2 separate regions of the Homo sapiens genome follow, and region 2 is linked to region 1. Evidence: read pairs that join two places in POLR2A ChIA-PET (ENCODE). Cell type or tissue: Caco-2. All regions are shown on one strand. Links, peaks and the distances in the headings refer to the core of each region. The heading gives the core; the rest is flanking DNA. Region 1 overlaps RBL1 (RB transcriptional corepressor like 1). Region 2 overlaps MTCL2 (microtubule crosslinking factor 2).

Region 1 (16,069 bases), core at 4,717-12,716:
ATGTTGGATCTCATGGGTGAATTTTAATTAGCGAAGAATCATTCTAAAGATTGCTGGGATACTGTGAGAAGGCTATATATTTTTTATTATTATTATTTTTAGAGACAAGGTCTTGCTCTGTTACCCAAGCTACAGTGCAGTGGCATGATCATGGCACACTGTAGCCTTGAACTCCTGGGTTCAAGTGATCCTCCCTCTTTGACCTCCCAAAGCACTGGGATTACTGTGTGAGTCACCACCCAAGCCATTATTTATTTATTTATTTTTGAGACAGTCTTACTCTGTCTACCAAGCTGGAATGCAGTAGCGTGATCTCGGCTCACTACAGCTTCTGTCTCCCAGGTTCAAGCGATTCACCTGCCTCACCCTCCCAAGTAGCTGGGACTATAGGTGTCCACCACCACACCTGGCTAATTTTTGTATTTTTAGTAGAGACGTGGTTTCACCATATTGGCCAGCCTGGTCTCAAACTCCTGACCTCAGGTGATCTGCCCACCACAGCCTCCCAAAGTGCTGGGATTACAGGCATGCGCCACCATGCCCAGCTGTTACTCATAATTTTTATTATAAATCTAGGCCAGGCATGGTGGCTTATGCCTGTAATCTCAGTATTTTCAGAGGCCAAGCCAGGAGGGTTACTTGAGGCTTGCAGTTCAAGACCAGCCTGGGCAACATAGCGAGACCCAGTCTCTACCAAAAAATTAAAAAATTAGCCAGCATAGTGGCCCATGCCTGTAGTCCCAGCTACTCAGGAGGCTGAAGTGGGAGGATAACATGAGCCCATGATTTCGAGGCTGCAGTGAGCTAAGAAGGTGCTACTACACTCCAGCCCAAGCAACAGAGTAAGATCCCGTCTCCAAAACTCAAAAATAAATAAAATAAATCTAATGTGTTACCCTTTAAATTAGCATATGACCAGTTCTTATTATAATGCCTAAATTATTTTAATATTAATGGAAAGGGACTAAAAACGGTTGACCTTAGACATAACTTGAATTTGTCCTATCTCTTACGAGCACATTTTGAATCATCAGCTTCTGATAAGATAGACATGTTAATCAGATATTTATAACCAAACATGACTGCAGTGCATCCCACAGCTAGATGGTTGGCTAGCCCATTCTATTGCCCAGGTTGGAGTACAGTGACTATTCACAGGCACAGTTATAGCACGCTAGAGCCCAAACTCCTAGGCTCAAGTGATCCTCTTTCATTACCCTCCGAGTACCTGGGTCTACAGGCAAATTTAAGTGTATTTCTCTACTAATCATTCTTTTTTTATTATTATTTTGAGACAGGGTCTTGCTCTGTCGCCCAGACTAGAGTGCATAGGCACGATCATGTCTCACTGCAGTCTACCTCCCAAGCTCAAGAGATCCTCCTGCCTCCTGAGTAGTAGGACCACAGGCATGCACCACCCCACCCAGCTAAATTTTTTTTTTTTTTGGTAGAAATGGAGTCTCGCTGTGTTTCCCAGGTTCATCTTGAACTCCTGGGCTCAAGCGATCCTCCCACCTCAGCCTCCCAAAGTGCTGGGATTACAACAGGTGTGAGCCACCATGCCCAACTAATTGTTCTTGTAATAATTTTTTGGTTTTTTTTTGTTGTTTTTTTTTGTTGTTTTTTTTTAAGATGGAGTCTCACTCTGTCACCAGGCTGGAGTGCAGTGGTGCAATCTCAGCTCACTGCAACCTCTGACTCCCTAGTTCAAGCAATTCTCTGCCTCAGCCTCCCGAGTAGCTGGGATTACAGGGACGCACCACCATGCCCAGCTAATTTTTTTATTTTTAGTAGAGACAGGGTTTCACCACGTTGGCCAGAACAGTCTCGATCTCCTGACCTAGTGATCCACCACCTCAGCCTCCCAAAGTACTAGTATTACAGGTGTGAGCCACTGCGCCCAGCCTAATAATTTTTTTTTTTTTTGAGATGGAGTCTTGCTCTGTCACCCAGGCTGGAGTGCAGTGGCACGATCTTGGCTCACTGCAACCTCTGCCGCCCGGGTTCAAGCAATTCTCCTGCCTCAGCCTCCTGAGTAGCTGGGATTACATGTGTGTGCCACCACACCCGGCTAATTTTTGTATTTTTAGTAGAGATGGGATTTCATCATCTTGGCCAGGCTGATCTTGAACTTCTGACCTCGTGATCCACCCGTCTTGGCCTCTCAAAGTGCTGGGATTACAGGCATGAGCCACTGCGCCCGGCAATAATTTTTTATATGTCCTTTTTTCTCTATGCTAAATAAATCTTCTTTAATTTATACTCTTCCTCAATCATGTTTTTCTCCATTCTTTTGTCACTTGATGTCATGGAAGGTCTCAGCCCACACTCTGAATTAGATAATTTTACATTAAGATAAAACATGAGGATTATTTTTTACATTTTTATATCAAATCCTATTTCTTTCACAGTACCTCTAATGTGTTTTCTGACCTCGGGCATAGTGATTATCTATTTATTTCTTAGATTTCAGTTTAGCTGTTTGAAAATAATAGTAGCTTAAACAAGAGAATTTATCTTTCACATAAAGTCTGTGTAAATAGTATGGGACTGCTGTGGTTACCACGACCATTAAGAACCCAGGTCCTGGCCAGGTCGGTGGCTCACGCCTATAATCCTAGCACTTTGGGAGGCCAAGACGGGCGGATCATGAGGTCAGGAGTTCGAGACCATCCTGGCTAACATGGTGAAACCCCATCTCTACTTAAAATACAAAAAAATTACCCAGGCATGGTAGCAGGCACCTGTAGTCCTAGCTACTCGGGAGGCTGAAGCAGGAGAATGGCGTGAACCTGGGAGGCGGAGGTTGCAGTGAGCCGAGATCACGCCACCGCACTCCAGCCTGGGTGACAGAGCAAGACTCCATCTCAAAAAAAAAAAAAACCCAGGTCCCTTCAAGGTTTTTTTGGCCATTTTCAACACAAGGTTTCTAACTCAGTCCATGATGACTGCTTCCCTTCCAGATATCATATCTGCATTCTAGCCAGCAGAAAGAAAAAGAGCATGCCTCCTCACCTTCAGAACCTGTCCTAGAAGTTACATACACCAATGCTGTTTATTTCCCACTTAGTCATATAGCCACTTGTAGAATGTTTTTTTTTTTCTTTTTGGAGACAAGGTCTTGCTCTGTCACCCGTGCAGGGGTGCAGTGGCAAGATCATGGCTCACTGCAGCCTCAACCTCCCGGGCTCAAGCGATCCTCTCACCTCAGCCTCCTGAGTAGCTGGGACTATAGGCACAGGCTACCACACCCAGCTTATTTTTTAATTTTTTGTAGAGAAGGGGTTTCGCTATGTTGCTTAGGATGGTTTCAAACTCCTGGACTCAACCAGTCCGTCCACCTCACCCTCCCAATGTGCTGGGATTACAGATGTGAGCCACCGTGCCCAGGCAGAATTTTCAAAGGGGCAAATATAGTCTTTATTACAGGAAGGTGGGTGTAAATGTTAAGGGTTCTGTTATTGCAGAAGAGGAGACAGACACTGGAAAACAACTCATTTATAGCTTCTACAACCATTCTTTGTCTTCTGTTCCTTTCAATTATAGCTCATTTATTTTCATTACATTGTGGGTTTTGGAGCAACTGATTCTCCAAGGAATTTCATCTTTTAGGGAAATCCCTTCTTTGAATGAAATAGTCTTCAGAAGTATAAACAAAATATATGAAAGCAGAGCTGCTTTGGTTGGCAGTTGGGATGGTTGAGGGAGAGTCTTGCTCTTTTCACCACCTTTACTGGCTTCTCTCCTCTGTCCCTTCACCCCCTCCTATGCCTAAGGACTGTTTTAACAACAGAGCTTGAAAATATAGCAGTTTCCCCATTTACTTACCATTTTTAATTTTCAAAATGGCAAATTATTGCCTCTGATAATTAACCTAAGTTTGACAGAAATAAGACTTTTTGGTGAATTCTTTATTTTGAATGTTGTTTTAGAATCTAACATCCTTTTCCTTTCATTTAATTATAACCTGCTCATAGATTAGAAGCTAGAAAATATAAAAGGAACTGAAATGTCTGAATCTATAATAAATTCAAAATAACCATTCATTGAGTAAATTATAACGATTATCTATGCTGAACTCAGTGTGATGCTGGTGTTCTATGCCTAAATAGAATTTACTGTGAATGTTAGAATCAAAAGCCTTCCAGCGTATGTGTATCCTGTAAGCATTGGATCAGCTCTGTAAAAGATACTTTACCAAGTATTACTTAACTACATATTATTTTTAATTATTCTAGCTAGGACTATATATCTTATCTTCTCCTTTCATGAATATAAAGTTCTAGCATCTTTCTCTCTGCTCTTACCCTACTATTTACTGAGCATGGCTGGACCAGAAACAAGGGGAGAGGATGCAGAAAATTTGTTTGCTGTAAAATAAATCACTGGTGGCTTTGGAGTCAACTGTTTGTCTCTCTTTATATTAGATCACTGAGTAGCTTAAATTAGTTTTTAAGCTCGGTTTGTAGGTATTTTTCTGCCAAAGATAATTTTCTGTAAGGGGTAACTTTTTTTTTCCATCTGGAAATTTAAAGACATAGTTTGGGCCAGGCGCAGTGACTCATGCCTGTAATCCCAGCACTTTGGGAGGCCGAGGCCAGCAGATCACCTGAGCTCAGGAGTTCGAGACCACCCTAGGCAACATGGTGAAACCCCATCTCTACTCAAATACAAAAAAAAAAAAATTAGCCAGGCGTGGTGGCACTTGCCTGTAGTCCCAGCTACTCGGGAGGCTGAGACACAAGCATCACTTGAGCCCGGAGGTGGAGGTTGCAGTGAGCCAAGATCATGCCACTGCACTCCAACTTAGGCTACAGAGTGAGACTCCGTCTCAAAAAAAAAAAAAAAAAAATAGTTTGAATAGAATAGTCTGGTTTAGGAATACCACATCACGGTTATCAAGTCTTAAAATAAAAAAACAATCTTGCAGGATCTAGGGCCAGGGAATTGAACTGAATTTATTTTCACAGGCTTTAAAAAAAACAACAACTTTGTATCTTACTTATTTTAACATTCCTGTTTCGTTCCCATTGTGCTCCTAAAAAGTGTAGAATATAGGAGCAATTTTTTAAATGGTTTTGCTTTCTGACTCATTTTTGGAGTCAAATATTTCATTTATTATTTGGCATGTTAGACCCCCTAGCAATTTTACCTGAACCCAAAGAGAATAGACAGAGACTTCTGAGCTTTGAAAAATTATGCATTCGAGCCGGGCACAGTGGCTCACACCTGTAATCCCAGTACTTTGGGAGGCTGCAGTGCATGGATTACTTGAGGTCAAGAGTTAAAGACCAGCCTGGCCAACATGATGAAGCCCTGTCTCTACTAAAAATACAAAAATTTAGCTAGGCGTGGTGGCATGCACCTGTAAGCCCAGTTACTCGGGAGGCTGAGGCAGGAGAATTGCTTGAATGCAGAAGGCAGAGGTTGCAGTGAGCCAAGATTGTGCCACTGCACTCCAGCCTGGGTGACAGAGCGAGAATCCACCTAAGAAAAAAAAAAAAGGAAAAATTATATGTTCATAATTGTCATGATGCAGGTAAATCCTATATTTCATTTTTTCTTACTTTACATAGTTGGCAGCATAGAGTAATAGATGACATCTTTAAAAAATTTTTTCAAGTAGTTTTGCTTTAATCTATATCCTCCTGCCATAGCAGTGAACTAGTGCTATAGAACAGAAATTTTATTTAATTTAGTATATCAACAGCCTATGTTTTTTAATCTTGGTCTTGGTAAGACATAAAAATTTGAGAAATGATTTACTTGGTGTTTTGCATCAATGTGTTACCTTCTATTTTAGGTCTATCATTTGGCAAGTGTACGCTTACGTGATCTATGTCTAAAACTGGATGTTTCAAATGAGTTACGAAGGAAGATATGGACGTGTTTTGAATTCACTTTAGTTCACTGTCCTGATCTAATGAAAGACAGGCATTTGGATCAGCTCCTCCTTTGTGCCTTTTATATCATGGCAAAGGTAATGTATAAATTGGGAGAAGAGGCTGGGCATGGTGGCTCACACGTATAATCCTAGCACTTTCGGAGGTCAAGGTGAGCAGATAGCTTGAGCCCAGGATTTCGAGACCAGCTTGGGCAACATGGTGAAACCTCATCTCTATAAAAAATATAAAAATCAGCTGGGCATTGTGGCTTGCACCTATAGGCCCAGCTACTTGGGAGACTGAGGTGGGAGGATCTCTTGAGCCCAGGAGGCCAAGGCTGCAGTGAGCCGAGATCATGACACTGTACCTCAGCCTGGGCAATAGAGCAAGACCCTGTCTCAAGAAAAATAAAAGTTTCTGTACCATATCGCATATTGCTTTCTCGTGATTTATTGTGCTGCCTCAGAAGAGCATTTTACTTTCTAGTTGCTACAACGTGTTTTAAGTCATGGAATAACATATCTTGCTTGTTTTTTAAAATTCTCATATATCTGATACAATCATTTGTCTTGACTGTACTGGCCACACTGGCAGTCCTAGCAGATGTATACAGTTAAGACTTGATTTTTCAGCTTTTTGAGACAGAGCATATGTTTTTAAACTCCTTTGTGACCCCTCCTCCCACAATGCCTCTTTGAAATCTCTGTAAAAAATAGGTCTTAATAATTGTTACTGCAGCACTATGGTGGTTGACGAGAAAATGCACCATACAAAAGGCAACAAAAAGGGAGCAAAGAAGAAAATGGTTGATTCATTTTTTAAGAAAGATTGGTTTGATGTAAAAAAGCACCGACTATGTTCAATACAAGAAATACTGGAAAGACACTAGTTACCAGGACTCAAGGAACCAAATTGCATCTGATAGCTTCAAGAGTCATGTGTTTGAAGTGTATCTTGCTGATTTGCAGAATGATGAAGTTGCAGTTAGAAAACTCAACCTGAAGGGCCGGGCGCAGGCTCATGCCTGTAATCCCAGCACTTTGGGAGGCCAAGGCAGGCAGATCACGAGGTCAGGAGATCAAGACCATCCTGGCTAACACAGTGAAACGCTGTCTCTACTAAAAATACAAAAATTAGCTGGGCATGGTGGCACGCGCCTGTAGTCCTAGCTACTCGGGAGGCTGAGGCAGGAGAATCACTTGAAACCGGGAGGCAGAGGTTGCAGTGAGCCAAGATCATGCCACTGCACTCCAGCCTGGATGACAGACTGAGACTCTATCTCAAAAAAAAAAAAAAGAATTAAAAAATTAAAAGATAAATGTTACTAACTAATCGTGTGTTTTCCAGAAGACTGTTAGAGTTCAGGCTTTGCCATTTCTAGCTCATCATTATAGAGAACAGGTTTAGCACTAATGGACAGTGAAGCAGGGGAAAAGAGTGACTTAAGTGAAGTTTATGATCACAGAGATCCCAGAAGGAATTCCTTTTTGGATCACTAATCCATTTTCTTCCTTTTGGCCACCACTGTGACTTCTGTCTAAGCATTAGAAACCCTACAGTCTGTCCTGAAATGTTAAAACCTAATCCTGTAATAGCCACTCAGTTTGATTGAGAATCATCACTGTAAGATATTTTTAATCCTTCGTATGTGGTTAATTTACTTTTAAGTAAGTACTTAAAAATTAATAAAACTGGAGACTGCAGGGAATTAAACAGATCTGAGTTTTCTTATATCTTTTTTTATATAAAGAAATGGATTTTCAGTAGAGTCACACCATAGCAGTTTCACTGCTTTTTGATTAATGAAACTATTAAGTGAGTCCCCACAGGCCACAAAGCCTGAACTTTAAAGGTAGAAAAAATCATAAATGTTAGTGGTTTTTAGTCATGGACTGGCCTGGGGTTAATGGTTTTCTGCAAGGTTGCTCTCAGTGCCAACTTATAATTGAAGTTTTGTTCAGAGCCATTTTTCTTTCAAAAAGCAGTTGATAAATGCGGTTTTTATTTTCCTTAGGTAACAAAAGAAGAAAGAACTTTTCAAGAAATTATGAAAAGTTATAGGAATCAGCCCCAAGCTAATAGTCACGTGAGTTACATTATTTTTCCTACTGTCCAAAAATAGATTTACTCTTTTCCACTGACAAGTTATATAAAAGGTAAACTTATTTTATAGTTTTAATATACTTCAGATTTTCTGTTTTAATGGATAACATTAAACTCAAGAGATAATTTCATTGAAGGACAGTTTCAATAGAAGCCAGGAAGTCTGACTGTTTCCGACTCATCCATATACTTTCATATACTTCTCATAAGTTCTGCCATTCCATTTGTTCATTTAATGAAAGATATGTATAATGGCTGGGTGCGGTGTCTCACGCCTGTAATCCCAGCACTTTGGGAGGTGGAGGCAGGTGGATTACCTGAGGTCAGGAGTTCGAGACCAGCCTGGCCAATATGGTAAAACCCTGTCTCTACTAAAAATACAAAAATTAGCCAGGCGTGGTGTCACACGCCTATAATCCCTGCTACTCGGGAGGCTGAGGCAGGAGAATTGATTGAGCCCAGGAGGCAGAGGTTGCGGTGAGCCAAGAGCATTCCACTGCACTCCAGCCTGGCCGACAGAGCGAGACTCTGTCTCAAAAAAAAAAAAAAAAAAGTTATGTATAATAATAATAATATTCTTTAATTATATGACTTTATTTTTTAATGATATTTAAACCCAGTGAAATTTGAGGATTCATTAACCTAACTACAGCTTCTTTTGCCATCTGCTAAGCATCCTAATGTTTGCATCTTTGAATAGATGTTAAACATTTCTGATTATATTGTTCTGACCGTGGTGAAAATTCCATGAAACCTTTCAGTCATGGTAGCAGAGTGGACTGGCACACAATAAGCATTTAATGAATGTTCATGTCATATTGTTGTTATTATTGTACCTGAAGAACACAAGTAAATTACCTTAAGGGTTTGATCATTCAAGAACCTAGTTGCTCTGCTCTTAGGAAGCATAATGGCCTCTTCTCTGGCCCTGGAAATTGTAGACAGAAAGAGAGAGGTAGTGGCCTAGACTGCAGACCAAAATAGAGATGTGGCCTCAGTATTAGTAGTTATATCCCCTTCTAAGAGAGCTTTGTTTAAGCCCTAAAATACATTATAGCAAGCAATATAGAGACATTTGAAGAACCAAGTACAGGTATTTGTTATATCCTGTGATAAGCTAAGAGTTTCTGGGCTTCTTCAGGAAAATCCCTCAGGAACAGAGCCTAGAAAGCTCTAGATTGTCCTTGAAGATCATTAAGGTGAGGTTAGTGTGAGTCAAGAATGGGCCAAGCCATGGTTCCCTGAATATCTTCTTAATACCAGTAACCTATAATACAGTACAAGGGGGAATGGATCATGCCTTTCCAGCTATCTCAGAGGTGAGAAATAGTTTAGGGGCAGGGAAGGGAAAAGATTTTCATGTGGCCATCTGAAAGGAGATGGGAATGGGCTGGGGGCAGAAAAACAAGCTGCATTAAGAACAAATGACTCTGGTCCAGGCGCAGTGGCTCACGCCTGTAATCCCACCAGTTAAGGAGGCCAAGGCAGACAGATTGCCTGAGCCCAGGAGGTCAAGGCTACAGTGAGCCATGATTGTGCCACTGCACTCCAGTCTGAGCCATAGAGTGAGACCCTGTCTCTAAAAAAAAAAAGAAAAAAAAGACCAATTGATTGTTGTGTAAGGAATTAAGAAGAAGGAGGAATTAATTCAGGTCTTTTGTTTTTTGTTTGTTTGTTTTATTTTGTTTTGTATTTGAGCAGAGTCTTGCTCTGTTGTCCAGGCTGGAGTGCAGTGGTGCGATCTCAGCTCAATGCAACCTCCACCCACTGAGTTCAAGCAGTTCTGCCTCAGCCTCCCTAGTAGCTGGAATTACAACTGTGCGCTACCACACCCAGATAATTTTTGTATTTTTAGTAGAGATGGGCTTTCACCATGTTGGCCAGCTGGTCTTGAACGCCTGGCCTCAAGTGATCCACCCACCTCAGCCTCCCAAAGTGCTGGGATTACAGGTGTGAGCCACTGCACCTGACCAAATTCAGGTCTTTAAAGTTGCTTTCATTTAGTAAAACCTGATCATCAGTCTTTAGTTGCTATTTCTTCTGTTTTATAAACTAAGCCCATCTTAGATGGTAGGCTCTTCTCCAGTATCCCCTCTTTTATGGTATGTGTTATAATCTATACTTACTAGAGCTAATAACATTTTACCCTTGAGTATCACTTATACAGACAAATAGTTTTTAATTGGTTTGATATTTTGCTCTTCTCACTTTGATTTTGTTTAACCTGTACCTCTGTGACTGAGCTGTCCTTTTCTTCCCCTCTGGCATGTAGGTATATAGAAGTGTTCTGCTGAAAAGTATTCCAAGAGAAGTTGTGGCATATAATAAAAATATAAATGATGACTTTGAAATGATAGATTGTGGTAAGTTATCCAATTTAACATATTATATGTAAAACACATTGGATCACACTGTACATAATACAGTGGGTGTCAGACAACATGGAAATGTGAATCATAAGGAGGTGAGGTGGACAATGCATATGTTTTGAAAACAAATAAGTTTGAGATTAGAATGTGCTGGTATAGTTTATTGAAACCATTAATTTGTCCCCTGTTAATTGTGTTTTGGAAGAAGTTTTCTAGTCTACTTATACATGTTAATGAAACACGTAAAAGAGACTTAATAAAATTCTAAAATCTGAATGACAGGGAAAACAAGGTAGCTGACAGTAATCTTCCCGAGGAGTCTGTTAAGAAAATGTCCCGGCTGGGCATGGTGGCTCACACCTGTAATTCCAGCACTTTGGGAGGCCAAGGCGGGTGGATCACGAGTTCAAGAGATCAAGGCCATCCTGGCCAACATGGTGAAACCCCATCTCTACTTAAAAAAAAAATACAAAAATTAGCTAGGTGTGGTGGTATACGCCTGTAGTCCCAGCTACTCAGGAGCCTGAGGCAGGAGAATCGCTTGAAACCAGGAGGCGGAGGTTGCAGTGAGCTGAGATCACGCCACTGCACTCCAGCCTGGCGGCAAAGTGAGACTCTGTCACACACACACACACACACACACACACACACAAGAAAATGTCCTGTTCATATAAGTATTACTTATAGGTAATTCTGCTACCACAGGCAAGACTGCACCCTCTTGCCACCATCATGCTAAGACTTCAGGCACTAGTAATCTTTTTTTTTCAAAGAAAGAAAAATCAAATGGTTAGTATTCATACACCTCTTCTGCCTACCTCCTTTCCCTTGTCTCATCTTTCCATGTATTTCAGGTGTATGTAATATATACATGTGTATATACTATGATTTTTTTTTTTTGAGATAGGGTTTTGTTCTGTCACCTACACTGAAGTGCAGTGGTATGATCATGACTCACTGCAGCATGGACATCCCAGGCTCAATCAATCCTTCCACCTCAGCCTCCCGAGTAGCTGGAACTGCAGGCATGCACCATCACCCTGGCGAATTTTTATATTTTTTGTAGAGACGGGATTTTGCCATGTTTGCTCAGGCTGGTCTCGAAATCGTGAGCTCAAGTGATCCGCCCACCTTGGCCTCCCAAAGTACTAGGATTACAGGCATGAGCCACTGTGCTAAGCCTAGGTACTGTGATTTCTTTAATGCCACAGTGTGAGACATTTAGGTCATTTCTCCTTTTCTTGTCTCGTCTTGTCTCGTCTCGTCTCGTCTTCTCTCCTCTCCCCTCTCCTCTCCTCTCCTTTCCTCTCTTCTTCCCATCCCCATCCCCCTCCTCTCCCCCTCCCCTGCCCTCCTTTCTCTTTTATTTTTTCTTTTCTTTTCTTTTCTGAGACAGGATCTTACTCTGTTACCCAGGCAGGCATGCAGTGGCACAATCATGGCTCACTGCAGCCCTGACCTCCGGTGCTCCTTTCATCTCAGTCTTGTGCCACACCCAACTAATTTTTTGTAGAGGTGGGATTTTGCCATGTTGCCCAGGCTGGTCTCCAACTCCTGGGCTCAAGCAGTCTCCCTACCATGGCCTCCCAAAGTGCTGGGATGACAGGTGTAAGCCACCATGCCTGGCCAGGTTGCTTCTAATTATGCACAGCTCTGTGATGAGCATCATTTGTAGCTTAATCTTTAGGCCACATCCTTAGGATAAATTCTTAAGAGAAAATCTGATGAATTAAAGCAAATTTTTAAATTATAAAAATATCCATAATCATTATGGTGTCCACTGGGATATAAACTTTTAAGATTTCATTCACCAAAAAGATCTTTTAATAATGTCCTAGAATCTGACTCCGTTTGAGGATAATAGGCCAAACTCAATTCTTTTTACATAAGTGTATTATTCTGGAGCCTTTTCAAGGCAACGAGGAGTATATAAGACAGTAACCCTAGCCGGGTGTGGTGGCTCACACCTGTAATCCCAGCACTTTGGGAGGCCAAGGTGGGTGGATCATCTGAGGTCAGGAGTTCGAGACCAGCCTGGCCAACATGGCGAAACCTTGTCTCTACTAAAAATACAAAAATTAGCTGGGCATGGTGGTGAGCACCTGTAATCCCAGCTACTTAGGAGGCTGAGGCACAAGAATTGCTTGAACCCAGGAGGCAGAGGTTGCAGTGAGCCAAGATCACACCACTGCACTCCAGCCTGGGTGACAGCGTGAGACTCCATCTCAAGAAAAAAAAAAAAAAAAAAAAACCGCTGGGCACGGTGGCTCACGCCTGTAATCCAGTACTTTGGGAGGCCGAGGCGGGTGGATCACAAAATCAGGAGTTCAAGACCAGCCTGGCCAAGATGGTGAAACCCGTCTCTACTAAAACTACAAAAATTACCAGGTGCAGTGGCAGACACCTGTAATCCCAGCTACTCAGGAGGCTGAGGCAGGAGAATCACTTGAACTTGGGCGGCAGAGGTTGCAGTGAGCCAAGATCCTGCCACTGCACTCCAGTCTGGGCGACAGAGCTAGACTCTATCTCAAAAAAACAAACAAGCCCGGGTGCGGTGGCTCACGCCTGTAATCCCAGCACTTTGGGAGGCCGAGGCAGGTGGATCATGAGGTCAGGAGATCCAGACCATCCTGGCTAACACGGTGAAACCTCGTCTCCACTAAAAATACAAAAAATTCTCCGGGCGTGGTGGCGGGCGCCTGTAGTCCCAGCTGCTCCAGAGGCTGAGGTAGGAGAAGGGCATGAGCCCAGGAGGTGGAGCTTGCAGTGAGCGGAGATCGCGCCACTGCACTCTACCCTGGGCGACAGAGTGAGACTCCATCTCAAAAAAAAAAAACAACAACAAAAAAAGCCATTTTCTATATTTGTTATACATGTTGCTTACCTATCCAGGGTGGTTTTTCTGTTCCTACAAAACCAGACATCAGAGGTTAGCTAGAAAGCTGTGGATCACTTGCCTGTTTTGTGTTTTTTCTATGAGAAACTAACTGCTAGCAAGTATCTGAGCTACAAGAGCAGTGAAGTTCCAGAGAGTAGAAGTAAGCAAAAGATAATAGACGATGTCGTTTTCTGTTTTGTTTTCTTTTTGATAAGTATCTGCCAAAGAAACTTGGGTGACTGAGAGTTTGCCACTTCCTGTATATATAGGTTTCAGATCAAATTCTGCTACACAATTTCTTTCTTTCTTTCTTTTTTTTTTTTTTTTTTTTGAGATACAGTCTCACTCTTGTTGCCCAGGCTGGAGTGCAATGGTGCGATCTCGGCTCACTGCAACCTCCGCCTCCCAGGTTCAAGTGATTCTCCTGCCTCAGCCTCCCGAGTAGCTGGGATTACAGGCACCTGCCACCAGGCCCAGCTAATTTTTGTATTTTTAGTAGAGATGGGGTTTTGCTATGTTGGCCAGGCTGGTCTTGAACTCCTGATCTCAGGTATTCCACCCGCCTTGGCCTCCCAAAGTGCTGGGATTACAGGCGTCAGCCACTGCACCTGACCTTTTGTTTGTTTGTTTTGAGACCATGTCTTGCTCTGTCACCCAGGCTGGAGTACAGTGGCACAGTCACAGCTCACTGCAGCCTTGACCTCCCAGGCCCGAGTGATTCTCGACTCAGCCACGTCCTGGCTAATTTTTATATTTTTTGTAGAGATGGGGTTTCACCATGTTGCCAAGGCCAGTCTTGAACTCCTGGGTTCAAGTGATCCATCTGCCTTGGCCTCCCAAAGTGCTGGGATTACAGGCGTGAGTCACCGCACACTGCCTTACATACGGTTATTAACTAGATATATTTATTAGCAAGTAAGCAAACAACCATTGTTACAGATCCTGTACAGTGGTGGTGGCACAGGGCAGGGAGAATATCCAGTGATAATGAACTCAGGAATTCTGGCACTCAAAAAGAGAGAACACAGTGGCTTACATCTACAATCCCAGCACTTTGGGAGGCCAAGCCAGGAGGGTGGCTTGAACCCAGGAGTTCAAGACCATTGTGGGTAACATAGTGACAGCCTATTGCTACAAAAAATTTTTTAAAATAGCCACACATGGTGGTGGGCTTCTGTAGTCCAAGCTACTCAGGAGGCTGAATTGGGAGGTTGGCTTGAGCCCAGGATGTCAAGGCTGCAGTGAGCCATGATCTTGCCGCTGTACTCCAGACAGAGCAAGACCCTGTCTCAAAAAAAAAAAAAAAAAAGAGAGAAAGTTATGTAGGAGGATATACAGTCAGACAAGTCTATATTCAGATAAGTCACCTTCCAGTTCTTAGAGCTATGGTTAGATGCTATGACCCAGATTTGGACACACCAAAGAACACCAACTTGGGAAAAACAGTTCTGGTTCTATAAACAAATTCATTATGAGTTGTAAAATAATTACTGTTTAAAAAGCACACACACAATTTATATATCCTATGCAGTAAGTTCATATATCCCAGTTCTATGTCTGACCAGCACCCATAGAAAAGATTTGCTCAAGAACAGGTGCCAAGATTTCAGATGCAGGATTCAGTCAACCTTAAGGCTACCATCAAGCAAATACCGTGGATCAGAATTCAGGGCTGGACACAGGACTTCTCAGAGCTTTTAGCCTTAACATTATTATCCCTAAGAGTAAAGCTGAGAGACTTCACTGGATCTTTCATCCCTTTCATGGCTATTGAGGGTAGTGTCTCAAATTTTTTTTTTTTTTTTTTTTATTGATCATTCTTGGGTGTTTCTCGCAGAGGGAGATTTGGCAGGGTCATAGGACAATAGTGGAGGGAAGGTCAGCAGATAAACAAGTGAACAAAGGTCTCTGGTTTTCCTAGGCAGAGGACCCTGCGGCCTTCCGCAGTGTTTGTGTCCCGGGGTACTTGAGATTAGGGAGTGGTGATGACTTTTAACGAGCATGCTGCCTTCAAGCATCTGTTTAACAAAGCACATCTTGCACCGCCCTTAATCCATTTAACCCTGAGTGGACACAGCACATGTTTCAGAGAGCACAGGGTTGGGGGTAAGGTCACAGATCAACAGGATCCCAAGGCAGAATAATTTTTCTTAGTACAGAACAAAATGAGAAGTCTCCCATGTCTACCTCTTTCTACACAGACACGGCAACCATCCGATTTCTCAAATCTTTTCCCCACCTTTCCCCCCTTTCTATTCCACAAAACCGCCATTCTCATCATGGCCTGTTCTCAATGAGCTGTTGGGTACACCTCCCAGACGGGGTGGTGGCCGGGCAGAGGGGCTCCTCACTTCCCGGTAGGGGCAGCAGGGCAGAGGCGCCCCTCACCTCCCCAACGGGGTGACTGGCCGGGCGGGGGGCTGACCCCCCCACCTCCCTCCCGGACGGGGCGGCTGGCTGGCGGGGGGGCTGAACCCCCCACCTCCCTCCCGGACGGGGCGGCTGGCCGGGCAGAGGGGCTCCTCACTTCCCAGTAGGGGCGGCCAGGCAGAGGCGCCCCTCACCTCCCTGACGGGGTGGCTGGCCGGGCAGGGGGCTGACCCCCCCACCTCCCTCCCGGACTGGGTGGCTGGCCAGGCGGGGGGCTGACCCCCCCACCTCCCTCCCGGACGGGGCGGCTGGCCTGGCGGGGGTTGACCCCCACCTCCCTCCCGGACGGGGTGGCTGCCGGGCGGAGACGCTCCTCACTTCCCAGACGGGGTGGCTGCTGGGCGGAGGGGCTCCTCACTTCTCAGACGGGGCGGCTGGGCAGAGACGCTCCTCACCTCCCAGAC
Region 2 (16,069 bases), core at 4,339-12,338, 180 kb after region 1:
TTTTTGTAGAGATGAGGTCTTACTGTGTTGCCCAGGCTGGTCTTCAACTCCTGGGCTCAAGTGATCCTCCTGCCTCAGCCTCTCAGAGTGCTGGGGTTACAGGGGTGAGCCACTGTGCCCTGCCAGTGCTTTATTTTATTTTATTTTATTTTATTTTTTTCTGAGACAGAGTCTCGCTCTGTTACCCAGGCTGGAGTGCAGTGGCATGATCTCAGCTCACTGCAACCTCCGCCTCCTGGGTTCAAGCAATTCTCCTGCCTCAGCCTCCTGAATAGCTGGGATTACAGGCGTGCACCACCACGCCCGGCTAATTCTTATATTTTTAGTAGAGATGGGGTTTCACCATGTTGGCCAGGCTGGTCTCAAACTCCTGACATCGTGATCTGCCGGCCTTGGCCTCCCAAAGTGCTGGGATTACAGGCGTGAGCCATCGTGCCCGACCTGGCCTGTTTTATAAATAAGAAAATCAGTCATTTAAAAGTTAAAAAAAATGATTTCCAAAAATGACTCTAGTGCTCTGGGTGTGATCTTGTGTAAGAGATGTTACCTCCCATGATCTAAATGTCATGCATTTGTTAATGTAGCCCAGCATCATAGGGTTGTGTGCATTTCCCCTTGGTTCAACCTGAGCTTGGGGTCCACTTAGACCCTCCTATTCTTTCCATCACCATATCCTGTCATTTTAACTTTCTAGAGATAATAAGTGAGGTGCTGGTAACCGGCATGGCTAGGATTTGAACACAGATCCATCTGGAGGCTGGCCTAGCCTACCGGCTTGCACTTCCTGAGTGATCTTTCCTTCATGCTTCCTTCACCGGCTGCCTGAAACAGCGCGTGGATCCTTCACTTCCTCATTTTTTTAACTGGTGTGATCATTTACTGTTCCACTTCCTCCTCTCCACTCTGGTTCTGTCCACGTGGTATGCTGGTGGGGTGGTGAGTCTATGAGGGTGGAGGTGGGGGTGGGGGGCTGGCAAAGTGACTGTTCTCTGCAGCCCCAGGAGTCAAACCGATGGGCAGGAAAACCTCTCGAGCTTGTGAGAACTGGCCTGGAGGGCAGGGCTCCCTAACCCTGACTCTGAGTTAAATCCATCCAGCCTCAGGGGGCGCTGGCAACCCCAGTCGTACCCCCTTCCTCACAGGGAGCCATCCTACCAGGCTGACCATTGGAAGAGCAGAGCAGTCCTCCCCATCTGGGCAGGCAGGAGTGAAGAGAGAGAACCCCATGTTTGTTCCTTTCACAGGCACAAAATCAGATCCCCCTTCCTCCCAGCCCCAGCGAGGGTGTGGTGAGGGGTGCTCGGACAGAAGCCAGAGGTGTCCCTCTGACGGGAGCAGAGTGGACACTCCCTCCTCCCAGTGGCAGCATGAGGAGGGAGGAATACGAGACCCCACTTCCCAGTCCCTTCCTTTCCGTTTTCTTTGGGGAAAGACGGGTAGGGAGAGCTGAGGAATCCGGCTCTCCAGATCTGCCCTCTCCAGGGCCCACAGAGGCCTTCTTGCCCCTTGGACCCCCCACCCCTGCTTCCATCACTGCCATCCTCGGTGCTTCCCCTGGCTCCTCAGGGATGCCTTTAGCAGGTCATTCATCCCTGGTGACTCTGTTTCTCTTTTTTTTTATTTTGTGAGACAGAGGCTCGCTCTGCTGCCCAGGCTGGAGTGCAGTGGTATGATCTTGGGTCACTGCAACCTCTGCCTCCCAGGTTCAAATGATTCTCCTGCTTCAGCCTCCCGAGTAGCTGGGATTACAGGTGCCCACCACCATGCCTGGCTAATTTTTGTATTTTTAGTAGAGACGGGATTTCACCATGTTGGCCAGGCTGGTCTTGAACTCCTGGCCTCAGGCGATCTGACCGCCTTGGCCTCCCAAAGCGCTGGGATTACAGGCGTGAGCCACCGCACCTGGCCAGTTTCCCTTCTTAGTATACAATCTTATTTAAATCATTCGGTCACATTAAGAGTAGGTATTATCATTCCCATTTGTGACTAGGTTTTCACATTTGTATGAGACATAATAATTATGCATTTCTTCTGCGTAATTCTACTTCCCTCCCCCTTACACTTAGTATCTAATGATTGTTGCACATTCGTATGTCTTTTTTGTTGTTTTTGACCTGACTAAACATGCATGCATCCATTCAGTTAATATTTGTTGGGAGGCTACCACCTGCTAGGCCAAATGGGGTTGCCTCCAGGCACTCATGGTTTGGCTGGGAGACAAACTATTAAACATAGAATTGCAAATTTGCTAATAATGATTACAAAGGAGAAGTGAGGAACAGCTGGAAGCTGATGACAGCGGTAGCAGAAGCTGCCTTCAGGAAGTGAGGTCATACTCTTACCCTCTCTGCTTAAAACCCAAACCCAGGCCAGGCATGGTGGCTTATGCCTGTAATCCCAGCACTTTGGGATGCTGAGCTAGGCAGATTGCTTGAGCTCAGTTCATGAGCAACCTGGGCAACATGGCAAAACCCTGTATACACACACACACACACACACACACACACACACACACACACACACCCCACCCCCCACCCCCGATGTGGGGTTGTGTGTCTTTGGTCCCAACTACTTGGGAGGCTAAGGTGGGAGGGTGGCTTGAGCCTGGGAGGCAGAGGTTGCAGCGAGCTGAGATTTTGCCACCGCACTCCAGCCTGGGTGACAGAGTGAGACCCCATCTCAAAACAAAAGCAAGCAAACAAATCCCAAACCCAAATTCTATTTGGCCCTTCACAGTACCATGTGGTTGACTCCTGTCAGTTTCCTCAGCCTCAAATTAACCCAGTAGCTGCCCTGGCCTCCTTGCTGTACCTTGACACACTGAGCTCTTTCCTGCCTCTGAGCCTTGGCACACACTGTTCCCTCTGCCTGGAATAACCTCTCCCCCTAGCTTTCTCGGCTGTTCCTTCTTGTCTCAGCTCAAATGTCTCTTTTGTAGAGATGGCCTCCCTGATCATGTCCCCTAACATAGCACCCCCCCTCACCCTATCATATAACTCATGTTGTTTGGTTTCATTTTGGCTTTGTCTTTATAGCACTTAACAGTATCTGAGGTTTGTTTTTGTTTTTTTTTCTTGGAGATAGGGTCTCACTCTGTCACCCAATGGTGCAATCTCGGCTCACTGCATCCTCTGCCTCCTAGGTTCAAGTGATTCTCATGCCTCGGCCTCCCGAGTAGCTGGGATTACAGGCGTGAACCACCACGCTGGGCTCATTTTTTTTTTTTTTTTTTTTTTTTTTTTGTATTTTTAGTAGAGACAGGGTTTCACCATGTTGGCCAGGCTGGTCTCAAACTCCTGACCTCAAATGATCCACCCACCTCGGCCTCCCAAAGTGCCGGGATTAGAGGTGCGAGCCACTGCGCCCAGCCAGGTGTCTTTTGTTATTATTATTTTCTGGTTTACTGTGTATCTTCCTGGTGAAGCTTGGGGCTCCATACAGAGTATATAGAAGGGGCTGGACCCACCCCATTGTCCCTCCCTGCCCCTGCGCTTAGCACAGGGCCTACCTAGGACGTACATAGTTGATGCTCATCCATGTTTCTTTTTTTTTGAGACGGAGTCTCGCTCTGTCGCCCAGGCTGGGGTGCAGTGGTGCGATCTCGGCTCACTGCAAGCTCCGCCTCCTGGGTTCACGCCATTCTCCTGCCTCAGCCTCCCGAGTAGCTGGGACTACAGGCACCCGCCACCATGCCCAGCTAATTTTTTGTATTTTTAATAGAGACGGATTTTCACCATGTTAGCCAGGATGGTCTTGATCCAACCTCGTGATCCGCCCATCTCAGCCTCCCAAAGTTCTGGGATTACAGGCATGAGCCACCGTGCCCAACCTCATCCATGTTTCTTAAATGGCCTCTCCTGCTTCCCCAGTGTGTTCCTGTTGCTTCTGTAACAAATCACTACAAATTTAGTGGCTTAAAAGAACACCAGGCCAAGGGCACGGTGGCTCATGCCTGTAATCCCAGCAATTTGGGAGGCCGAGGCAGGCTGATTACGAGGTCAGGAGATGGAGACCATCCTGGCTAACACGGTGAAACCCCGTCTCTACTAAAAATAAAAAAAAAAAATTAGCCAGGCGTGGTGGCGGGTGCCTGTAGTCCCAGCTACTCAGGAGGCTGAGGCGGGAGAATGGCGTGAACCCAGGAGGGGGAGTTTGCAGTGAGCCGAGATAGCGCCACTGCACTCCAGCCTGGGCGACAGAGCGAGACTCCGTCTCAAAAAAAAAAAAAAAACACCAGGCTGGGCAGGGTGGCTCATACCTGTTCCCAGCACTTTGGGAGGCCAAGGCGGGCAGATCGCTTGAGGTCAGGAGTTCAAGACCAACCTGGCCAACATGGTGAAACCCCGTCTCCACTAAAAATATAAAAAATCAGCTGGGTGTGGTGGTGGGCACCTGTAATCCCAACTACTTGGGAGGCTAAGGCAGGGAGAATCGCTTGAAGTAGGGAGGAGGAGGTTGCAGTGAGCTGAGATTGTGCCACTACACTCCAGCCTGGGCAACAGAGTGAGACTCCGTCTCAAAAACAACAAAAAAATGAACACCAGATTATTATCTTCTGATCCTGGAGGTCAAAGGTCTAGAAATCAAGGTTTGGGCAGGGCTGCATTCCTCGGGAAGGCTCCAGGGGAGAAACCTTTTCCTTGCCTTGAGAGGCACCCCCTTCCTCCGTCATCACAGCCCCTTCCTCCAACATCAAAGCATCTCACTCCAGCCTCTGCTTCTGTTTCCCTGTCTTGGGATCCTTAATTTACTCATATTTGCAAAGTCTCTTTTGCCATGTAAGGCAACATTCACAGATCCTGGGAATGTGAACATGGACGTCTTTGGAGGTCTGTCATTCAGCCTGCCACATCCAGGTCCCCCACGGTGCTTCATTCAGTCCTAGGTGTGGCCAGTACTCCGGCCTCCTAGCTGCTACTGTGGGCCCAGTGACCTGACTCTTCCTTCCCTCCGCAGGACGAGATTGAGGAGCTGCGGGCCGAGATGCTGGAGATGCGGGACGTCTATATGGAGGAGGACGTGTATCAGCTGCAGGAGCTGCGACAGCAGCTGGACCAGGCCAGCAAGACCTGCCGCATCCTGCAGTACCGGCTGCGCAAAGCCGAGCGCCGCAGTCTCCGTGCCGCCCAGACCGGCCAGGTGGACGGCGAGCTTATCCGTGGTCTGGAGCAGGATGTCAAGGTCAGCCTGGGCTCGGGTGCCCTTGTTGCTGGGATGGGACCACAAGTCTAAGTGGGGCCCAGGTTGGCCTTGCATCTCATTTCCGTGTGTCCATGGCCAAGTTCTACCACCTCTCTGGGCCTCAGTTTCCTCATCTAAGTAGGAATTCCTGGTGAACCCACAGGGCTTCTATCAAGGGTATCCCAAAATGATATCATAATATGAATCCTTCCTACTAGCAGCAGCTACTGTTTTTTTTTTTTCCTTTGAGACAGAGTTTCTCTCTTGTTGCCCAGGCTGGAATGCAATGGCGCGATCTCAGCTCACTGCAACTTCTGCCTCCCGGGATCAAGCGATTTCTCTTGCCTCAGCCTCCCAAGTAGCTGGGATTACAGGCACCTGCCACCACACCCGGCTAATTTTTGTATTTTTAGTAGAGACAGGGTTTCACCATGTTGGCCAGCCTGGTTTCGAACTCCTGACCTCAGGTGATCTGCCCACCTTGGCCTCCCAAAGTGCTGGGGTTACAGGCATGAGCCACTGCGCCTGGCTGAGAAGCTACTGTTTATTGAGTATCAACCACCACCTGGTGCTAGCCTCTAATTGTCCCCGCACAGTTCCATGGGGGTTTCTTTTTCTTCTTGTTTTTTTAGAGACAAGGTCTTGCTCTGTTGCCTAGGTATCAGGCAGTGATGTGATCATAGCTCACTGTAGCCTCCACCTCCTGGGCTACCCCCACCTCAGCTTCCTGAGTAGCTGGGACTACAGGCACACACCACCACACCTGGCTAATTTTTCTATATGTTGTAGAGATGGGGTCTCATTATGTTGCCCAGGCTGGTCTCAAACTTCTGGGCTCAAGTGATCCTCCTGCCTTGGCCTCCCAAAGTGCTGGGATTACAAGGATGAGCCACGGTGTCAGGCAGAGGTTCCTTAATTATGCTAATGAAAAGTAGTGAAGGCCTCGAGACCATCCTGGCTAATACAGTGAAACCCTGTCTCTACTGAAAACACAAAAAATTAGCCAGGTGTGGTGGCAGGCATGTGTAGTCCCAGCTACTCGGGAGGCTGAGGCAGGAGAATGGCGTGAACCCACGAGGCGGAGCTTGCAGTGAGCCAAGATCGTGTCACCACTGCACTCCAGCCTGGGCGACAGAGCGAGACTCCGTCTCAAAAAAAAAAAAACAAAGAGAAGTAGTGAAGGCCTAGAGTTGGTCAAGGCTGGTTTAAATCTTGGCTCCAATATACCTGAACTTTATTATTTTGAGCAAAGTCATCAATTTCAGTGTCCTCATCTGTAAAATGGGTTTGCAGCAATCTCTATCTCACAGGGTTATATGAGGATTAAATGAAATAATGCGGGCTGGGCACAGTGGCTCATGCCTGTAATCCCAGCACTTTGGGAGGCCGAGGCGGGCAGATCACCTGAGGTCAGGAGTTCGAGACCAGCCTGGCCAACATGGTGAAACCCCATCTCTACTAAAAATACACAAATTAGCCGAGTGTGGTGGTTCCCGCCTGTAATCCCAGCTACTCAGGGGCTGAGACAGGAGAATCGCTTGAACCCGGGAGGCGGAGGTTGCAGTGAGCTGAGATCGCGCCACTGCACTCCAGCCAGGGTGACAGAGTGAGACTCCGTCTCAAAAATAATAATAATAATAATAATAATAATAATAATAATAATAATAATGTGGGTAAAATGCCAGCATAAGGACTCAAAAATGTTAGCTATCATTATTTCCATTTTCTTGATGAAGAATCTGAGGTTCAGAGAAAAGCAATACCTGCCGAAGGTCAAGGGGCGCTCAGTGTGTTGGTGGCAGAGCCCAGGCTCATGAGCCTCCCAAGCCTCCAGCTTGGCCTCACTGCTCTCTGCTTCAGGAAGCAGGGGAAGGGTGGGTGGGAGGTTGGCAGGTGGGATGTCCCCCTGCCTGTCTTCGGAAGCTCTGGTCTGGTGGTGAGAACTCCAGGGCCCCCAGGCCCGGCCCTCTGCCCTCAGAACTCAGCCCAGTGTGATCTGGTGACACGAGGAGCTGGGATGGGGCCCTAGGGAGGCTTCCTGCAGGGGTGACTTCTGAGTGAAGGCCCAAGGGAGAAGTGGGCCTGAGCCAGGAAGGGGGAAAGAGGAAGGTGGCAGAAGATGGCTCCTGTGAGGACCCAGGGGAGCGGCAGGATGCGAGTCAGCCACACACTTACCTGGGGAGAAGTCCCTTCTGTTGGAAGACACTGGCAAACTCAAGCCCTATAGCCTTTCCAGTGGAATATAAAAGAAAAACCTTTGTTAAGGGACCAGGGAGAGCCATGGTTTCAAAGGCCAGCAGAACCAGGGGAGGTAAACAGGAGTGCCTGTTCCAGGAAGCTGCTGGCGCCCCCTGTGGTCTTGTTGGTGCACAATGGGATTGTAGTGCTGTCCTACACATGAGGCAACCAATGGTTGTGTCTCCGCCAGAGGTGGAGGCTCATGCCTGTAATCCCAGAATCCCAGCGCTTTGGGAGGCTGAAGTGGGAGGATCGCTAGAGGCCAATAGTTGGAAATCAGGCTGGGCAACATAGCAAGACCCTATCTCTACAAAAAAATAAAAAAAATTAGCAGAGGCTGGGGGTGGTGGCTCACACCTGTAATCCTAGCACTTTGGCAGGCCGAGGCGGATGGATCACCTGAGGTCAGGAGTTCGAGACCAGCCTGGCCAACATGGTGAAACCCCGGCTCTACTAAAAATACAAAATGAGCCGGGTGTGGTGGTACACGCCTGTACTCCCAGCTACTCAGGAGGCTGAGGCAGATGAATCGCTTGAACCTGGGAGGCCGAGGTTGCAGTGAGCTCACACCATTGCAGTCCAGCCTGGGTGACAGAGTGAAACTCTGTCTCAAAAAAAAAAAAAAAAAAAAAAAAAATTAGCTGGGCGTGGTGGCAAGTGCCTATAGTCCCAGCTATATGGGAGGCCAAGGCCAGAGGATTGCTTGAGTCCAGGAGTTAAAGGTTTCAGTGAGCTATGATTGCAGCACTGCACTCCAGCCTGGGCGACAGAGCGACAAGGTCTCTCTCTAAAAGAAAAAAAAGAATGAGTTAGTTTCCAAGTTCAAAGCGTACCTCTACTTGACAGGGCAGCTCCCGGGCATATTCAGATTCCAATCACTGGGTTGGGAGGGGTGGGGGGTGGTGGGGGAAGGCAGTAGGGAGGAGATGGGGAGGGGGAGGGAATAGCTGGAGAAGCTCAGAGGAATCTGCGTTTGGGCATATAGTGGAGGATTTCTGGGAGGGACACAAAAAAATGTCAGACTTCAGAAAGATGAGGAAGAGGCGGAGGAGAGGCTGGGACCTGGAGCTAGCTGCCGGCTGCGGCGCCTCCGTGGGTGGAGCTAGAGCAGCGGCGGCGGCGGCGGGGAGGCGGGTGTGGGGAGCGGGTGTGTGGCTCTCCGGAGTCTGGGCGGAGAGGAGGGGCCGTTTCTGTTGGGGTTTGAATTAGCCAATCAGCATCCCTCTTGCCCTTCCCTCCCTCCTCTCCCCACGCTGCAGCTGGAGCGCTGAGCTCATCTGCGGGCCTGGGGCCTGAGCTGGATGGACACCTCTGGCCACCACCCTGAGCCCCATGTGCTGGGGTCGTTCTGGGGGGTTTTGGGAAGTTATCAGAATGCTGCTTTCCCTGGCATCGTCTTGGAGGGCTTGATGGACCCGAGTGGGGAGGGGGCGGGCGCTGCCTAGGAGGGTACCTCTGGGACTTCCCCAACTTGCTCTGCCAGCTCCGTGGTCCATGCCCTGACTTGCCCCTACCGCTTGGTGCCTCATTTTCCCCTTCTGTTAAATGTGGCTTTTGACCAGCTGAATCCTCAGGGCTTTTGAGCTCCTGTGGTTTTATGGAGCAGAGGGGTATTGGTGGGGTGGGGTGGGGGGTCATGAATAAAACCACAGGCCTCAGTGCCCCCCCCCAACCCCCAGCTCTCCCTCTCTGCTGGTCCTCACCGTTGACAGGACCTACAGAACCTCGGTGGGGCCTTTGCCCAGCATGAGGAGGGCAAGGTCACGGGGCGGAGAGCTGCTGTGCCACGTTTGCTGTGTGGCCTTGGGTAAGTTCCTTCACATCTCTGAGCTTGTTTCCTCATGGAAAATGGAGATAAAATGAGTCCCTCCCTCTAGAGGTTTTTGTGAGGATAAAATGAAATAATTCAAGTGAAGAGAGTATTAAATACTAGGTCTGGAAATAAACATGTATTGGTTGTGGTTTTCTTTTTCTTTTTTTTTTTAAGGCAGGGTCTCACTCTGTCACCCAGGCTGGAGTGCAGTGGTGTGATCTCAGCAACCTCTGCCTCCTGGGTTCCAGCAATTCTCCTACCTCAGCCTCCCAAGTAGCTGGGATTACAGGCATGCGCCACCATGTCCAGCTAATTTTCGTATTTTTAGTAGAGATGGGGTTTCTCTGTGTTGGCCAGGCTGGTCTCTAACTCCTGACCTCAGGTGATCTACCCACGTCGGCCTCCCAAAGTGCTGGGATTACAGGTGTGAGCCACCATGCCTGGTCTGGTTGTGGTTTTCTTATTGCTGAGAAGAACTCACACAGCAAGTATAAGTTCTTCTGAGCAATACATCAGTAGGACTACTAGTAGTAGTAGGCTAGTAGGACTGGTTGGTAGTAGTAGTAGACTAGTAGTCTGGGGGCGAGGGTAGGCCAGGATCTCAGCCTCCCAGGGTGGATAAAAATCACCAGGAGGGCTTGTTCACAACATACATTCCCAGGACCCGTGAGGAGCTGAGACCGGATACAAGGAGGTCAGGTCCAGGGAATCTGGGATCTAAACTCTGGTCTAAAGTGACTCCTGTGGGAAGCCAAGGACACACCAGGAGCACGCCCCCTTCCTCAGATACAGATGTTGCTGGAGAAAATGTTCTGGCTTTGGGTTTCATTCCTAGGTGACCTGTGCAGGTTACCTCCCTTCTTTGAGCCTCACTTTCCTCATCTGTAGAGTGGGGGTGACATTCCTACCCTCCTGGGGTTTGTAGGAGGATTCAGCCACACGGAGTCCAGAATGCTGCCTGGCCAGGGGATGCTCTTCCTTTTTTCTTTTTTTTTTTTTTTTTGAGATGAAGTCTTGCTCTGTCACCCAGGCTGGAGTACAGTAGCGTGATCGCTGCTCACTGCAACTTCCACCTCCCGGGTTCAAGCAATTCTCCTGCCTCAGCCTTCCGAGTAGCTGGGATTACAGGCATGCCACCATACCCAGCTAATTTTTGTATTTTTTTAGTAGAGACGGGGTTTCACCGTGTTGACCGGTCTGGTCTCGAACTCCTGACCTCAAGTGATCTGCCGGCCTCGGCCTCCCAAAGGGCCAGAATTACAGGCATGAGCCACCATGCCCGGCCTTGTTTCTTTGTTTCTTTCTTTCTTTCTTGAAACATAGTCTCTCTTTGTCACCCAGGCTGCAGTACGGTGGCTGATCACAGCTCACTGCAGCCTTGACCTCCTGGGCTCTCAAGGGATCCTCCTGTCTCAGCTTCCTGAGTAGCTGATACTGCAGGCACACACCATCATGCCCTGCTAATTTTAAAAAGTTTTTATAGAGATGGGGGTCTCCCTATTTTGCTCAGGCTGGTCTTGAACTCCTGGCCTCAAGCAGTCTTCCTACCTCGACCTCCCAAAGTATTGGAATTACAGGCGTCAGCCACCATGCCCGGCCAGGAGCTGCTCTTTCGTGAGAGCTCCCATCCCTCTCCCTGAGGATCAGGATGACAGAGGCCCAGGAGCCGAGGGGCCTGATGCCTGGGGAGCAGGGGCTGGAGGCTGCTAGTTGCACTTGGCAGGAGCCAGGCCCTAGCGCTGTAAACAGTGACCTCATGGCTGAGTGCATTTGTTTATGGTTTAGGGATTTGCCCTGGTTTTCGGAAGCCGCAGCTGCCGCGCCTCCCTTAGTATCTCAGCCCCCCTACCTTGAGGGTAGCTGGGAGGATCAAATGGGATAGACACGTGGGGCCCTTCAAATGCCTGACACAGTAAGCCCACTGTTGGGGTTTATTATTAATACTTGTATTGTTGATGTTAATGTAATGTGTTTTCACGCATTGGGCCTATACGGCAAAATCAGCCTGAGAGTGAGACTTTAGAGTTGACCCACTCGATTTCAAACCTTAGTTCTATAGCCTTCCTAGCTGTGTGACCTTGGGAAGTGACCTTTCCTTTCTGAGCCTCAGAATGGGGATAATAATCAAAGTGCTTCCCAACGGGATGAAAAGCACGTGGTGAGCACCCGGGGGATGTTCCAGCTGATTCTGTAAATCACTTGTGAGGGCCGAGGGGGCCCAGGACCACTGAGGCTCACTGAGGAGCAGGGACAAGCCCAGGCCACAGGGCTCCTGCCTCCCAGTCTGGCTGCCTGGAGTTGTGATTTTTTTTTTTCTTTTTCTGAGACAAAGTATTGCTCTGTCACCCAGGCTGGAGTGCAGTGGTGCAATCTCAGCTCACTGCAACCTCCGTCTCCTGGGTTCAAGCAATTCTCCTGCCTCAGCTTCTCAAGAAGCTGGGATTATAGGCATGTGCCACCACGCCTGGCTAATTTTTGTATTTTTAGTAGAGACAGCAAAGACGGGGTTTTACCATGTTGGCCAGGCTGGTCCTGAACTCCTGACCTCAAGTGATCTGCCCGTCTCAGCCTCCCAAAGTGTTGGGATTATAGGCGTGAGTCATCGTGCCTGGCCTGTGCTTTCTTTTGATACAGCAGCCATCAGGGAAAGGGAGTAAATAGGAAAGGGATTCCATGGAGAATGGGGCAGAAGGGAACTGGGGAATCATGGAGAGGATGGGAGGGGATGAAATCCATAGAGTTGTTCATGAACCCCAGAGGATCCAGAAATCCACATGGATTGTGACTTCTTGATGGGGACTGGTAGCCTCCCCAGGTGGAGGACATGGTGGAGATGGGGCATCCCCGCAGGTGGAGAGGAGCTGGCCCAGATGGGAGCTCATTTGAGAGAGGAGCCCTCACCCCAGCCAGGGGTGCAGCCCTTCCTGGATAGTGGGTGGGGTTGGCATTTGAGGGCAGCCTCTTCAGCCCTGCGAGGGCAGGTACCACTCCCCATGTATATTCAGTCATTCACTCATTCATCTCCCTCCCTTTTCACTTGTTGGACCCTTGGATTTATTTGTTCATCCAACAAGCATTTATTAGGCACTTAGTGTGTGCCTGACGCTGCGCTGCTGCTGGGACACATAGATATGAATGAGGCCAAGTATGTCTGCGGCCTTGATCTCTGTACCCCACCACTCCTGCCTCCAGTGCCTAAGCAGGATGAGTGAGTGAGTGAGTTAGTGAGTGAGTATGAGTGAGTTAATGAATGGAATGTTGATCAGGACAGGGGCTTACTGGGTGACCTAACAGCCCCAAACTGGGGACCATGTTTAAATAACTTAACCTGGGTCACATAGCCAGTAAATGCTGGAACTGGGCTTGAATCTAGTTTTCCTATCTGCAAAGCCCTTGTTCTGATACTGAGGGGTTGTTCTCCCCACTTCGTGGATGAGGAAGGTCTGGTACCCAGAGAGGCTGTGGGAGGAGCCTCATGGGCCCGCTCCTGGCTGTCCTACGAGATCCTCGGGCAGAAACAGGCAGTGGCAGTGCAGGGAGGGAGAGGCCATGCCTGGTTTCCTTTCTGGTCGTTGTTTTTCCTGGCCTGCCTCATACATTGCCAAGGGGTCCGTGCCGAGCTGGGCTTCGGCCCAGGCAGAGGTCAGAGCCAGGGAGGGCCCTCTTCCCTTCTGGCAAGGAGGAGGCACAACAGTCATTTCCGAGACCAGCAGGCATGGGTTGCTGGGCTCTCTGCCCCACATGGAGTTCCTGCTGGCGAAACCTGGGCACCCCTGGGAAACCCTGGGCTATACTGGCCCCTCAGCCAAACCCCTGGGGCTCCCAGCCCAGCTCAACCCACACTGGCTTTGCGTGACCCTGAGTGAGTCACTTCTGCTCTGAGCTCCAGTTTCCTTGTAAAATGGGGACAGGATTGGGGTGAAGATGGGTGAGTTTGGCATGCAGTAGGTATTCACCAAACAGTAGTTCCCAATGTACATAGAGATGGAGTCTGGTTGCAATTTCCCAGCCCAGAAGGGCCTTCCTTCCTCATCCCTGCAGGCCTCCTTTCCTGGCTTCCCTCAACCAGCCAGCAGGGGACAGAACAGAGGGTGTCTACCAGGAATGGGGTGCTGTTGCTACAGAGTCCTGGACCAGGATCAGAGATTGCAGCTCCTCTAGCTTCTTTCTGTAGGGATGACTTGGACATCTGCCCACCCTTTGTCATTTTGGGCCTGTTCTACATCCCAGACAACTAGATATAGGTCTCAGGGTCACACTGTGACCTCCAGCGATCATGCCCTTCTCTGGGCTTCAGTTCCTTGGAGCAGCAGCTACCAGTCACCCAGAACTCACTGTGTGCAGGCCCCAGGCCAAGGCTTTTGTGTAATAGCTGGTTCAGTTATCCTGTCGGGCCTGTAAGGTTGACCCTGTTATCACTGCGTTCATTTTATAGTTGAGGAGACTGAGGTACAGAGAGGAAAATTGCCTTGCCCAGGACTACATGCTGGTCACTGGCAGAGATGGGATTCAGTGGTCTAGGGCCCATCTTCTCTGGGTTTCCACTGCAGCTCAATCCCCTCTCTGTTTTGTTTTGCTTTGCTTTGTTTTGTTTTTAGGAGACAGGGTCTCGCTCTGTTGCCTAGGCTGGAGTGCAGTGGCACAATCATAGCTCACTGCAACCTCGAACTCCAGGGCCCAGGTGATTCTTCCATGTTGGCCTCCTGAGTAGTTGGGCCTGTAGGTGTGTGCCACCATGCCAAGCTAACTTTTTTGGGTTTTTTGTAGAGGTGGGGTCTTGCTATGTTCCCCAGGCACATCTCGAATTCCTGGGCTCAAGCGATCCCCCTGCCTCGGCCTCTCAAAGTGTGGGATTCCAGGTGTGAGCTACCGTGTCCAGCCCCTCAAAGTGTTGGGATTACAGGTGTGAGCTACTGTACCCAGTTCCTCAGTCTCCTCCCTTTAAGATGAGCTTCTGGCCCTCCCACAGGCTTTTGTGAGGACTGGGCAAGTGGTGGCTGGGAGAGGCTTTGGAAGTGTGAAGAGCCCAGGTAGGCAGGCACAGTGGCTCATGCCTGTAATCTCAGCTACTCGGGAAGCTGAGGCAGGAGGATCCCTTGAGGCCACAAGTTCAAGACTCTCCTGGACCACATAGTGAGACCCCGTTTCTTTTTATTTATTTATTTATAGACAAAGTTTTGCTCTTATTGCCCAGGCTGGAGTGCAGTGGCATGATTTTGGCTCACCGCAGCCTCTGCCTCCCTGGTTCAAGCAATTCTCCTGCTTCAGCCTCCCAAAGTGCTGGGATTACAGGCACCTGCCACCACGCCTGGCTAATTTTTTGTATTTTTAGTAGAGATGGGGTTTCACCATGTTGGCCAGTCTGGTCTCGAACTCTTGACCTGAGGTGATCCACCTGTCTCGACCTCCCAAAGTGCTGGGATTACAGGTGTGAGCCACTGCGCCCGGCTGAGACCCCGTGTCTACATAAAAATGCAAAAATTAGCCAGTTGTGGTTATGCATACCTGTAGTCCCAGCTACTCAGGAGGCTGAGGTGAGAGGATTGCTTGAGCCCTGGAGTTCAAGCCTGCAGTGAGACATGATTGCACCACTGCACTCCAGCCTGGGAGACATAGTGAGACCCTGTCTCAAAAAAAAAAAAAAAAAAAAAAGCCTCAGGTAAATGAAAAGGCATTCCTGAGAACAGGGTCTTCCCAGCTTTCTGGGGCTGTGCTGTGATACAGATGCTGAGAGCTTGCGGTACCTAGGTTTGGGTTTTGGTTCTACTGCTTCCTTCATGAGTTTCTTGGTCTCTTTGTGCCTCAGTTTGCTCATCTGCAGCGTGGCAGTGATGCGATAGGAACCTGCCTGTCTCTAGGGTTGCCCTGCTGTGAAAGTCGGGTGGTCAGTGGGACTTGCAGTGGGGGCTCTCCTCAGCCTGCTCACATCCTTCTCTCTCCCACCCCTGCACAGGTCTCTAAGGACATCTCCATGCGGCTGCATAAGGAGCTCGAGGTGGTGGAGAAGAAACGGGCGCGGCTGGAGGAGGAGAACGAAGAGCTTCGTCAGCGGCTCATCGAGACTGAGCTGGCTAAGCAGGTGCTGCAGACGGAGCTGGAGCGACCGAGAGAGGTGAGGACCTCATGCATCCAGCAGGGCCAGCCTAGGGCAGGTGGGCACATGCAAGCCCCCCCAAGCCAGTGTCTCTGTGAGCCCCCGCTTGTGGGAAATGGGCAGCTTATGCCTCCCTGGCAAGGTTGTTTATTCATTCATTCCTCCAACATGCATTTCCTGAGCACCTACTGTGTAAATTGTGTGCTGGACACTAAGGTTACAATGGTGAACAAAACACACCCAGTTCCTGTCCTCAGGGAGCTCACGGGGTAATGAGAGAGAGAGTCATTCATCAAAGAACCACAGCCGCTGTGGGAGGATTAACTGAGAAAACATGCAACAATGTCAGGCATGGGGCTCAGCCCTCTGTGCCTCAGTTTCCTTACCTATACAATGGGGCAGTGGTGCCCTGAGTCATTGTGAGGACCAACAGGAATAACGCATGTGGAGTGGCTGCAAGAGACTGCGAGATCCTGCCATTTGGTGTGAAGTCAGTGCAGGGGCTGGGTCTCAGGCCAGTGTCTCTGGGGTACTGGTGCTTCCCGAATGTGACCCTGAGACACATTCCTGTCTGTGTTTGTTCATGCCAGTTCCTCCCCTGGCAGACCTTCTCCTCCTGTTGTGTGTTGGGTATACAGTGTGTTATGCGCCCTGCTTGACAGTTTATCTCAAACATTTTCATGCTAACAAGGTTGCGATCATGCCCATTTTGTGGATGAGCAAACAGCCCCTGAGAGAGAGGG

The links. Peaks named below come from ENCODE experiments on the same cell type or tissue, not always from the same donor. Only the 100,000 strongest peaks of a DNase experiment are listed, where the experiment ranks them.
Region 2: POLR2A ChIA-PET joins it to region 1 with 10 read pairs; 2 of 35 experiments call an interaction of 5 or more read pairs at or near these places.

Annotation. Positions count from the first base shown.
Region 1 is chr20:37,012,561-37,028,629 of GRCh38, reverse strand. It overlaps RBL1 (RB transcriptional corepressor like 1), which reads left to right. Exons shown (of 22, transcript NM_002895.5): 17 at 5,804-5,980; 18 at 7,900-7,971; 19 at 10,261-10,351. It also overlaps the pseudogene RPS3AP3. Among named protein-coding and RNA genes, the nearest start is that of SAMHD1, 69 kb to the right of the region's middle. RefSeq lists an enhancer at 15,917-16,069. In Caco-2, for the core only: no CTCF peak of the experiment used is centred there; no DNase peak of the experiment used is centred there.
Region 2 is chr20:36,828,329-36,844,397 of GRCh38, reverse strand. It overlaps MTCL2 (microtubule crosslinking factor 2), which reads left to right. Exons shown (of 15, transcript NM_080627.4): 2 at 4,957-5,181; 3 at 15,186-15,344. Among named protein-coding and RNA genes, the nearest start is that of MTCL2, 27 kb to the left of the region's middle. RefSeq lists enhancers at 2,679-2,738, 8,926-8,985 and a silencer at 8,406-8,695. In Caco-2, for the core only: CTCF peaks have their summits at 7,331 and 7,530; DNase peaks (open chromatin) are centred at 7,537 and 8,587.